Regions from separate parts of the Mus musculus genome. Here region 1 is linked to region 2. The links are chromatin loops, found by intact Hi-C in ENCODE. Cell type or tissue: gastrocnemius. All regions are shown on one strand. Region 1 has its middle 27 kb from the start of Gm40113. Region 2 has its middle 53 kb from the start of Gm25869.

Region 1 (5,000 bases), 150 kb after region 2:
GTGATGGCCGACTAGGCCATCTTTTGATACATATGCAGCTAGAGTCAAGAGCTCCGGGGTACTGGTTAGTTCATAATGTTGTTGCACCTACAGGGTTGCAGATCTCTTTAGCTCCTTGGATACTTTCTCTAGCTCCTCCGTTGGGGGCCCTGTGATCCATCTAATAGATGACTGTAAGCATCCACTTATGTGTTTGCTAGGCCCTAAATACACTTTTTAAATGAACAAAATTTCAAATAATATTTTTATCCTATTGTATATGCCAAAGTTAAAATATTGCATATTTCAAGAATATTTGTTACAAACACAAATTTTAAATTTAATGATTCCATAACAGATACCCTAACCCTAATATTGACAATTTGTGAACAATACTGTTTTTTCCTTGATAGTTTTACTATATATGTGTATATGCATATACTATATATATGTGCATATATATAGTGTATATATATTCACACATAAAATTAGATATTAAACTATATAATCTCATAACACTAGTTACAAGAAAAAAGTCATTATATCTATTATTAGTTATCCCAATAGCAGAATTAGCCCAAGTGAATATTGACAACATGTGGAGCAAAGCTAAGAAATCATATAAGAATATCTCTACTTTCAGGCCAATCCTAAAATTAATCTTTTGAGGGGGTCCAGCAGGTGTCAGAAAGCTTAAGAGAACAGGTGCAGATTGCCTTATCAACCCGGCTCAGACTGCAGAGAATCTAACACCAGGTGGTTTATTGTAGGCATATTTAAACACAATAGAATTTGGAAAATAGTCTCCAGGCTACAATAATTCCCATAATCATTGCAATGTCAGGTGCATAATAAAGCTTAAAGTGTGACTACCTAGAAACTCTTTCACAAAGAACATGTGGCCATGAGGGTGGATCCTATAGCTAAAAGGCTTAGAATCCAATATGGCCTCCGACTGGTCAGAATGGCGGTCAGCAGGCCATAAAGTACACTTGACATCTCCCCTAGGGCTGGGTAATGGTCTAGGGAAGGAAGGATCTGGAATAATCATTCTATGGAATTAGGGCGAGGTCTGTCCCCACAGATAACAAAAAGCCCCCGCGCCGCCCCCACTCTCAGCTTTCTGGATGGAATGCAGTTGCTTGATTTTACCTCCTCCTCCGTTGAGGAGAAACCCTGTGATTGACACTCCTGCTTCTCTTAGGGCTTCTCTGGGAGCTCGGGGCCCTCATGGCCTCTGCACTCTTTTAAATTTACATTTTAAGTTGTCCTAGCAAAAGTAACATAGACAACTCCTGAGCATTTAATAAAAGCGTATTCTTAACAATTTAATCACTTTAAAAACTCAACATATTAGTTTACTTTTTAAAGTCAACATGACAGAAGACACTTCTATGACTTGCTAATGTTGTGTAAGAGAAGGCAGGGTAAAGAAATGGTCATTCCGTGATTTAGGGGAAGGTTTTTATTGGGAGAGGGAGGGGGAGGGCGAGGCGGGAGGGAGAGCACAAGCAGCTGGAGGAATCTGGATAAATCCAAAGGAGCAAGAAAAAGAAACAGACTGGCCATGGCCGGGGGTTGGGAAGCAGGTGCGGAAATCCTCTGGGTTCTGAGGGGAGGAGGAGCTGGAGGGAGGACGGCCCGTGTACTGGCGCAGCCTGGGTTTAAGGTGAAGGAGGAAAGAGCCAGAATGTTAACCGGGACTGAGTGGGCTGGGAGGCTAGCATGGACTTGGATTTGCAGCTACAGGTACACATATGGAAAGGGAGGTGGTCCTCTGGCTGGCAGAAACCCATTTCGAAGTTTCCTGGTTAAGGCTGGCTGTAAGCGCTTAGCAGTCCATCTAGAATCCCGCTCGAGCTGAGCCAAGCCTGCCATTTCTGTACATATGCACGGCCTCCTGGGGGTTTCCTTTGGACCTGACATGCTGACTCTCAGTGTCATGGGTTGTAGAGATTGTAGAGAAGTCTTGTCACTTCTCACTATGAAACGAAAATTTAAAATTTTCTGACAAAGTTGCACACTTAACATTTTACATGCATCACAGCCTTAATAAAAATTTCATATTTTACATTTGCATATTAAGAATATTCCTGGGGCCAGGCTTGGTGGCGCTTGCCTTTTATCTGAACATTTGGGAGGCAAATCAAAAGCAGAGACAGGAAAACAAGAAGAGTATGAGGCCAGCCTGATCTACACAGTGGAGTTCTAGGCTAGCCAGAGCTATACAGTAAGATTCTATCTAAAAAGTAGGGGGTTGTGGGGACTGCAGAGATGGCACAGCAGTTAAGAACACTAGGCTTCCAGAGCACACAAGTTTGATGCCAAGCACCCGCGTGGCCGCTCACAACTGTGTAACTCCAATTCTAGGGGTTTCTAGTGCCCTCTCCTGGTCTCCTTGGGGACTGCATCACATACATAGTACACAGACACAAGCAAAAACACCCTTACACATAAAATAGAGAAATAAAAACATTGGGGAAAAAGAAAGGAAGGGAGAAAGGGAGGGAGAGGGAGGGAGGGAGGGGAGGAAGGAAAGAACTAAGGAATGAGCAAATGAACGGATGGACTGACAGGAGAAAGAAAGGATGGAAGCAAGAAAGAAAAAGTAAAGAAGACTGAGGTGCAAAGTCTGATGACCAGCGTTTGATCCTTAAAACCCAAACCCACATAGAAAAAGGAGAGGACAGACTGAGCTGTCCTGACACCCACCCAGTTACCCCCGTACATATGCACACCAACACACACATACACACACACTCACACACACATACACTCACACACACACACACACACATACACTTAATAAGTAAAAATGTAATGCAAATAAAAAAACACTGGCAAAATGGCTCAGCAGCTCAAAGGACTTGTTACACAGCCTGGAGAACTGGGTTCAATTTCTGGAACACACAAAAAACCAGCTGTGGTTTCAAACATCTCTAATCCAGGTGCTCCTGTGATAAGAGGCCTGGTGGCCAAGCCTGGCTTGTTTGGGCTGCTGGGTCCTATGACCCCAACAACTCCTATTGTTATTTTGGTGATTTGCAGCCAAGAATAAATACACATAAAACATGTGTGTCCTTTCTCATGTCCACCAGTCCCCAACAGGATAATTAAACAAACTTTGCTGAAAAGCAGAAAAGGGAATGCTTGGGAAGATGAAAACTAAGTGTCCTGGTGTCCACCTGCCTCCCACAAGCACCCTGAAATCCATCCTCAGGCTTCCTGACACATGACTTAGAGAGGTCAGGGATGTGCATAAGGAAGCCGTCCTGGTCAGGATGCAATCCTGCCTTTATCTCTGTCTCTGGTCCAGCCTTCTCCTGCAAGGAGGTCTAAAAAGTTGACAGATCTTTAACATAAAATTTACAGATAGGAGACAAATCTCCCTTCTGGCTAGCACCAGGGTCCCAGATTTTTTTCTTCCCCCAGAATGAGCCTCCTGGGGAAATTGTAATTTTATGGGACTTACAGTTTTAATTAATTTACTAGTTAAATTATTATTGCGTGAGTGTGTGAACATGTGTGAACGGTCAAAGGTCAGATCCCAGGAGTTGTTTCTCTCCATTTGCAGTGGGCTGTTAGGTCAAATGTGGATAGTCAGGCCTGTGTATAAGTGCTTCTGTTTACTGATACGCCTTGCTATCCCTGAAGTCCATTGTTTCAATATTTGGAGAGCCAAACAGTGAAAGAAAAAATGTAGCATTAGAGTACCTTCAGACCTTCCAAAAGGGTTCTATTGCATCACCTGGTTCCCCAGGTCCTAGAGACACTAGCAAAGTAGGGTATGGGATCAGGAGCTGAAGACAAATGGATCATATCACAGAATCAGTCTTGGAGCCGCAGTGATGGCTCAGCAGGTACCAGCACTTGTTGTACAAGCGTAAAGACCCAGAATCCAGGTAAAAACACTCATTTCTGTCATCCCAGGACTGTGAGACCCACAGAACAAGAAGGCTTCTCACCACCAGTCCTACTCTAGAGTCAGTGAGAGACCAGAGAATAAGATGATCAATGATAGAGGTGGGATCTGACTTCCTTAATGGGTCTCCATGAGTGCACATTAGATGTGTGCACCTGTGTGCATACATGAGTGTCTTAGTCAGGGTTTCTATTCCTGCACAAACATCATGACCAAGAAGCAAGTTGGGGAGGAAAGGGTTTATTCAGCTTACATGTCCACACTGCTGTTCATCACCAAAGGAAGTCAGGACTGGAACTCAAGCAGGTCAGGAAGCAGGAGCTGAAGTAGAAGCCATAGAGTGATGCTGCTTACTAGCTTGCTTACCCTGGCTTGCTCAGCTTGCTTTCTTATAGAACCCAAGACCACCAGCCTAGAGATGGTACCACCCACAATGGGCTATCGAACCCTTGATTACTAATTGAGCAAATGCCTTACAGCTGGATCTCATTTCCCCCTTTCTCTGTGATAACTCCAGCTTATGTCAAGTTGACACACAAAACCAGCCAGTACAATGAGTGTATATCACATACATCACACCACACACACACACACACACACACACACACACACACACACTTCAACAAAAGCAAAAGAAAAATATATCTTTCCTATACAGTTAATTTCTAATAAAATTCTGAACACTGAAGAGATGGCTCAGTCGTCAAGAACACCACTCTGTCAGAGGACCTGGGCTGGGTTCCCAGAAGCCACATGGCAGCTCACGGCCATCTGTAACTCCAGTTCCACAGGCTCCCATACCCTCCTCTGGCTTCCTGAGGAACTGGATACACATGGCACACAGACATTCACACAGACATTCACACAGGCAAAAAAAAACACCCACACACATAAGATAGAAATAAGTCTAAACAACAAAAACAAACATTCTGAACAATGATGCTGGGTAGTTTCCCTAGTTACCAGGAAACCATGCATATTGTCACACATAAATTCAAAAAGGGAAATATATATTTAGTCCAGAGAGAGAGATCAAGGGTGTGTCAAAGAGAAATGGCTATCGTAAGCTAAATATCATTAAACCTCTTTATTCCAGTAG
Region 2 (5,000 bases):
GCATGAGGGAAAGGTGCCACCCTAGTAGCAGGCTGAACAAGTCATGGGGAGCAAGCCAGTAAGCTGCACTCCCCCATGGCCTCTGCTTCAGCTCCTGCCTCCAGGTTCCTACCTTGAGTTTCTTCCCTGGCTTCCCTGGATGATGGACAGCAGCTGGAAGATGAAGTGAGTGCCTTCATTCCTTAGTTGTCTTTGGTCACTGTTTTATCACAGCAAATAGTAACCCAATCAAGACACATGAATTAGCGCCTCTGGGCAACAAGGGAAAGTTTCAGTCTTATTGATAAAATTAATTTCTCCCAGGGCTGGAGCGTTTAAGAGCTTGCTTTCTCTGTTATGAAGATTGAAGTCATAGTTCAGTTCCCACACCCATCAGGTGGCTCACAAATACCCGTTATTCAAGCTCCAAGGGATCTGACATTCTGTCCTGGCCTCCATGGGTGCTGGCGCACACATGTACATAACACTCACACGCACACATAAAAAAAAAAATTAGGTAAGCCAGGCAGTGGTGATGGCTGCCTTTAATCCCAGCTCTTAGGAGGCAGAGGCAGACAGATCTCTGTGAGTGTGAGGTCAGCCTGGTCTACCAATCGAGTTTCAGGACATCCAGGGCTACATGGAGAAACCTTATCTCGAAAAACAAAACACAACAACAATTCAATAAAAATAATTAGCGGATCCTCCTTCCTTCTGGTTTTTGAAGGGGCTCCAGAGCTCTAGCAGAGGTCTCAATGCTGGTAAAAGGAGAGACTCTTGCTAGTGTTATGCTCCGATTCCGAGGGAAACGGGGGGGGGGGGGGTGTCAGGAGTGCAGAGTCAACTGCAAGTGGGCATGAAAGTCTTTTTCTTGAAAATGAGAAAATGAGTCAGACTCGGATCGCAAACCTTCCCACAGAGTAAGATGGAGTGTGACACACACACACACAATCTCGGGTGTCTTAACCCTTACATACATCGTAGTCAGAAATCCCTTGAATGGTTAGGGTGAAGAGGAGGGAAGGCAGGTGAGATAAATCATAACTCAGACTCGATACCATTGGTAAGGCAGAACCTCGAGGCTGAGGGGGGATTAAAGATTGTCTTTTGTGGGGCTATCAGGGACTAGTTTTATGGCCGGCCATAACTGTGTGTGACCTCTGATTACCTCTCCTTTTGTCAAGGATAGGCACCAGCTGCAGCTGGTTATCAGTGCTGGCCTTGGTGCCACAGAAGCTGAGGAGTTTTTGTCATTTGTCTTACTCCGGCTGGCACCTGCGGCTCCTTGAGTCTTCTCGGAGCAGCCGGGAAGGTGGGAAGACCCCCCCCCCCGAATTTGCTGCAAGGCCGGGGGAGGGGGGTGGCAGGAGGGAAAGCAGAGCTTCAGAGGGAAAATGCGGAGGCAAGCCACAGAAGCAAGCCTCATCGAGCTGTGGGTAAGGGGGGGAGGGGACCTAAAGGGGAAGAGGGACTTCCACAGGAAGGTACAGAAACAAACCACCTGTGCATCTCACTAGAATGTTCCACCAGAGTGCCTCCATCATCACGCCCACCAAAGCACTCCTTGCTGTGCAGCCTCCTGGCCATCAACGTCACTGGCCCTAGGTTTTGAACCAGGATGTCCGCCCAGCAAAGCTTCAGTGGGTACAAAATAAATCTGTTCAAAGCCTTGCTGTGGGGCGACTTCACATAGCACGCAAGAGCACACACACAAACATGCACATACACACACTACACACATACACACACCACATACTGTACATGATGTACACAGATACCACACACACAATGCATTCAAGCACACAGATACATACTACACACACTCTCACACACACACATACATACATACACACACACATACACACTCTCGTTCTCCAAATACACTACCCTGTGAATTAGAATTCCTGTCTGTAAAGGAATTCCTTACACAATGGAACGCTACTCAGTTATTTAAAAAAACAAAAAAAAACAACAAAAAACAAGGACATCTTCTGGGGAACGCCAGGGCCAAAAAGGGGGAGTGGGTGGGTATGGGGGACTTTTGGTATAGCATTGGAAATGTAAATGAGCTAAATACCTAATAAAAATGGAAAAAAATAAACAAGGACATCATGAAATTTGCAGACAAATGGATGGAACTAGAAAATATCATCCTGAGTGAGGTAAGCCAGGCCCCAAAGGACATGCATGGTATGTACTCACTTATAAGTGGGATATTCGTCATAAAGTACAGAATAACCATGCTATATCCCAAAGAACCCAAATAACAAGGAGGGCACAAGGGTAGCTGGTTAAATCTTTCTCAGAAGGCAAAATAAAAGAGATATCAGTGGTAGGTGGAGGGACCTGAGTAGGAGAGGGGTCTGTTTAAGGGCCATGGCTGCTCCAGTCTTCCTCCACTCATCTGAAACAGAAGGTGACCAGTGGAACAGCCGTCCAATGTCAACTGCTCACCAAGGGACTCATCATCACAGCCTCCTGTAACAGCTCCCTCACCCTGTCTTACATTTTTCATCGTATATGTATGAATAGTTTGCCTACATTATGAAAGTGCACTGGGTATGTGCCTGGTACCTACAGAATCCAGTAGAGGGCGCCAGATCCCCCCCGAAATGGAGCTGCCATATAGATGCTGGGAACTGAACCTCCCTCCGTTTCTGCAAGAGCATCAAGCTCTCTTAACCACTGAGCCATCTCTCCAGGCAACAGCTGGTTCTTACCCAGAATTCCCGTGGGCTCAGACTCCTAAACCAACCCCTTGCATGTCATATTGTGTCAAGGAGAACGCTACTGTTGTCCCCATTTCTCAGACAAGCGCATTCAGACGCCAGGTGGTTGTTACAGAACAGATGCTCATTTCTCTATTAAAGGAAGATCTAGCCTAAAAGCAGGCAAATGGATGTACGGATCTTCTAACAAGCAAGAGGGAACCCTTGCCCATACCATGAGGGAGCACAAAAAGCAGATGCAACCTCCATGGCTGCAAGGAGGCAGCAATGGCATTGTAGGGGCTACACGATGTGTTGGAGTGGATTAGCCTGGGGTGCACACATGGGAAGCCCACACCAGGCTGGCCCAGCTTTTGGGGTAGCTACTTCTTCCCTCAGTGTAGGAAGGTTTGGAGGAACAAATGTCACAGAAGGTTGTGTGCAGCCACACAAGGCATGATGGTAGCGCAGCACATTGAGCAGCTACAGCAGTAGTAGCCAATGGCCTCTAACCCCGGTCAGGAGAGCTGGAGTGTATGAGTCTGGCTCAACACCACTTTGGAGTATCACTCCAATCCCAGGACATGTCATTAAGTTGCTATGGTGGTGGGGATGGAACCTTGTGCGTGCTAGACAAGCACTCTGCTAACCAAGCTGAATTCCTAGCTGCTTCCCTTAAATCCATCCCTGCCCTTTTAAAGGCAGGGTCTCAGTTGGCACGGAGGCGAGGCAGGTGGATCCCTGTGAGTTTGAGGCCAACCTGATCTATATATCAAGTTTTAAGACAGCCAGGGCTACACAGAGAAACCCTGCCTCAAAGGGAGGGAGAGAGAGAGAGAGAGAGAGAGAGAGAGAGAGAGAGAGAGAGAGAGAGAGGAGAGAAGAAGAAGAAGAAGAAGAAGAAGAAGAAGAAGAAGAAGAAGAAGAAGAAGAAGAAGAAGAAGAAGAAGAAGAAGAAGAAGAGGAGGAGGAGGAGGAGGAGGAGGAGGAGGAGGAGGAGGAGGAGGAGGAGGAGGAGGAGGAGGAGGAGGAGGAGGAGGAGGGAAGAGAGGAGAGGAGAGGAGAGGAGAGGAGAGAGAAGAGAAGAGAAGAGAAGAGAAGAGAAGAGAAGAGAAGAGAAGAGAAGAAAAGAGAAGAAAAGAGAAGAAAAGAAAAAAGAAAAGAAGACGGTGTGTCATGTACCTGGCTTGCTTTGAACTCCCCGGGTAGCTAAGAATGGCCTTGAACTTCCAATCCTCCTACCTTACAGTGCTTGATCCTGGGTGTGTACCACCTACCTACAAAGGTACTACTACAGAGCCTGCTACACAATCTCTACATCAGATGCCCACTGTCATGCCATGTATTACTGAGAAAAGGCAAATGTGTGACCAATTAAGCTGTCATAAGCCAGTAGCTATTAAGAAATACCTGGGCCACAGGTGGTGGTGCCAACCTTTAATCCCAGCACTGAGGAGGCAGAGGCTGTGGGACTGAGGCTGTAGTGACTCATTTTTAAGCCCAAAAGACCACCAAGGAGCCAGCATGGATGCAATCACATTAGGATCTCTTTATTACAAACTCGTGTTTGGACTTACTCACTACCGTCCTGTGGGTCGACCCACAGGACGGTTTGGTGAAGCGGCCCTGAACTCTCAACGGGACAAGGTTTTATAGAAAATGGAGGCAAGTGAGGGGGTGTCCAACCTGGAAAGCATCTAACTGAATGACTATTGTAAAGGGACAGGTGGGTGATCTGAAGCAGGACTGTATGCAATCGGCCTGAAAGTACATCTGAAACAATCAGACTAATTGTTGGTTAACTGTTGCTAGGAAGTAGCTAGGGAGTCACTCTGGCCAAGGACAAGCTATGGGCCTCCCTGGTGCTTGAGTGCAGCTTGGGTTCAGCTATGGGTCAAGTTCTCAGGTTTTATATCTTCTTTTTCTTTTAAGATGGAGGCTGGTTCAAGATGGAGTAGATTTTGCCTCTCAAGACCAGTGTGGGATACACAGTGAATGATGCGAAGAACTAGAGTGAGACACTGTCTCTAAAAGCAAACAGAAAAGAGGTAGCCCCTACTGAAAAATGTTACATCGAATAGCAATGTATCATGGTGATGAGGTTACTGCACATAACACCAGGAGAAGTCTCCAAGAGCGTACACTGTGATGTGTAACCCAGAACAAAGCAATATCCCTTTTTGTCTGCAGTGCTGAGGACGAAACATACTTCCGAATGTCAGTGAAGGGCTCAACTCTAGCTCTCAGCCACCTCCTCAGGCCCTCCATAAACCACACACTGACTGAACCATATTCACAGGTGAGACCCAGGCA

Evidence for each region. A loop is a pair of places that touch in the nucleus more often than their neighbours do. Peaks named below come from ENCODE experiments on the same cell type or tissue, not always from the same donor. Only the 100,000 strongest peaks of a DNase experiment are listed, where the experiment ranks them.
Region 1: it touches region 2 in a loop (2.3-fold over the local background); 15 of 42 quality-filtered maps call a loop at or near these places.

Annotation. Positions count from the first base shown.
Region 1 is chr3:103,221,299-103,226,298 of GRCm38, reverse strand. No RefSeq gene overlaps it. Among named protein-coding and RNA genes, the nearest start is that of Gm40113, 27 kb to the right of the region's middle. In gastrocnemius, a CTCF peak has its summit at 2,367 (motif pointing left); DNase peaks (open chromatin) are centred at 2,339 and 4,641.
Region 2 is chr3:103,371,828-103,376,827 of GRCm38, reverse strand. No RefSeq gene overlaps it. Among named protein-coding and RNA genes, the nearest start is that of Gm25869, 53 kb to the left of the region's middle. In gastrocnemius, a CTCF peak has its summit at 2,568 (motif pointing right); a DNase peak (open chromatin) is centred at 2,582.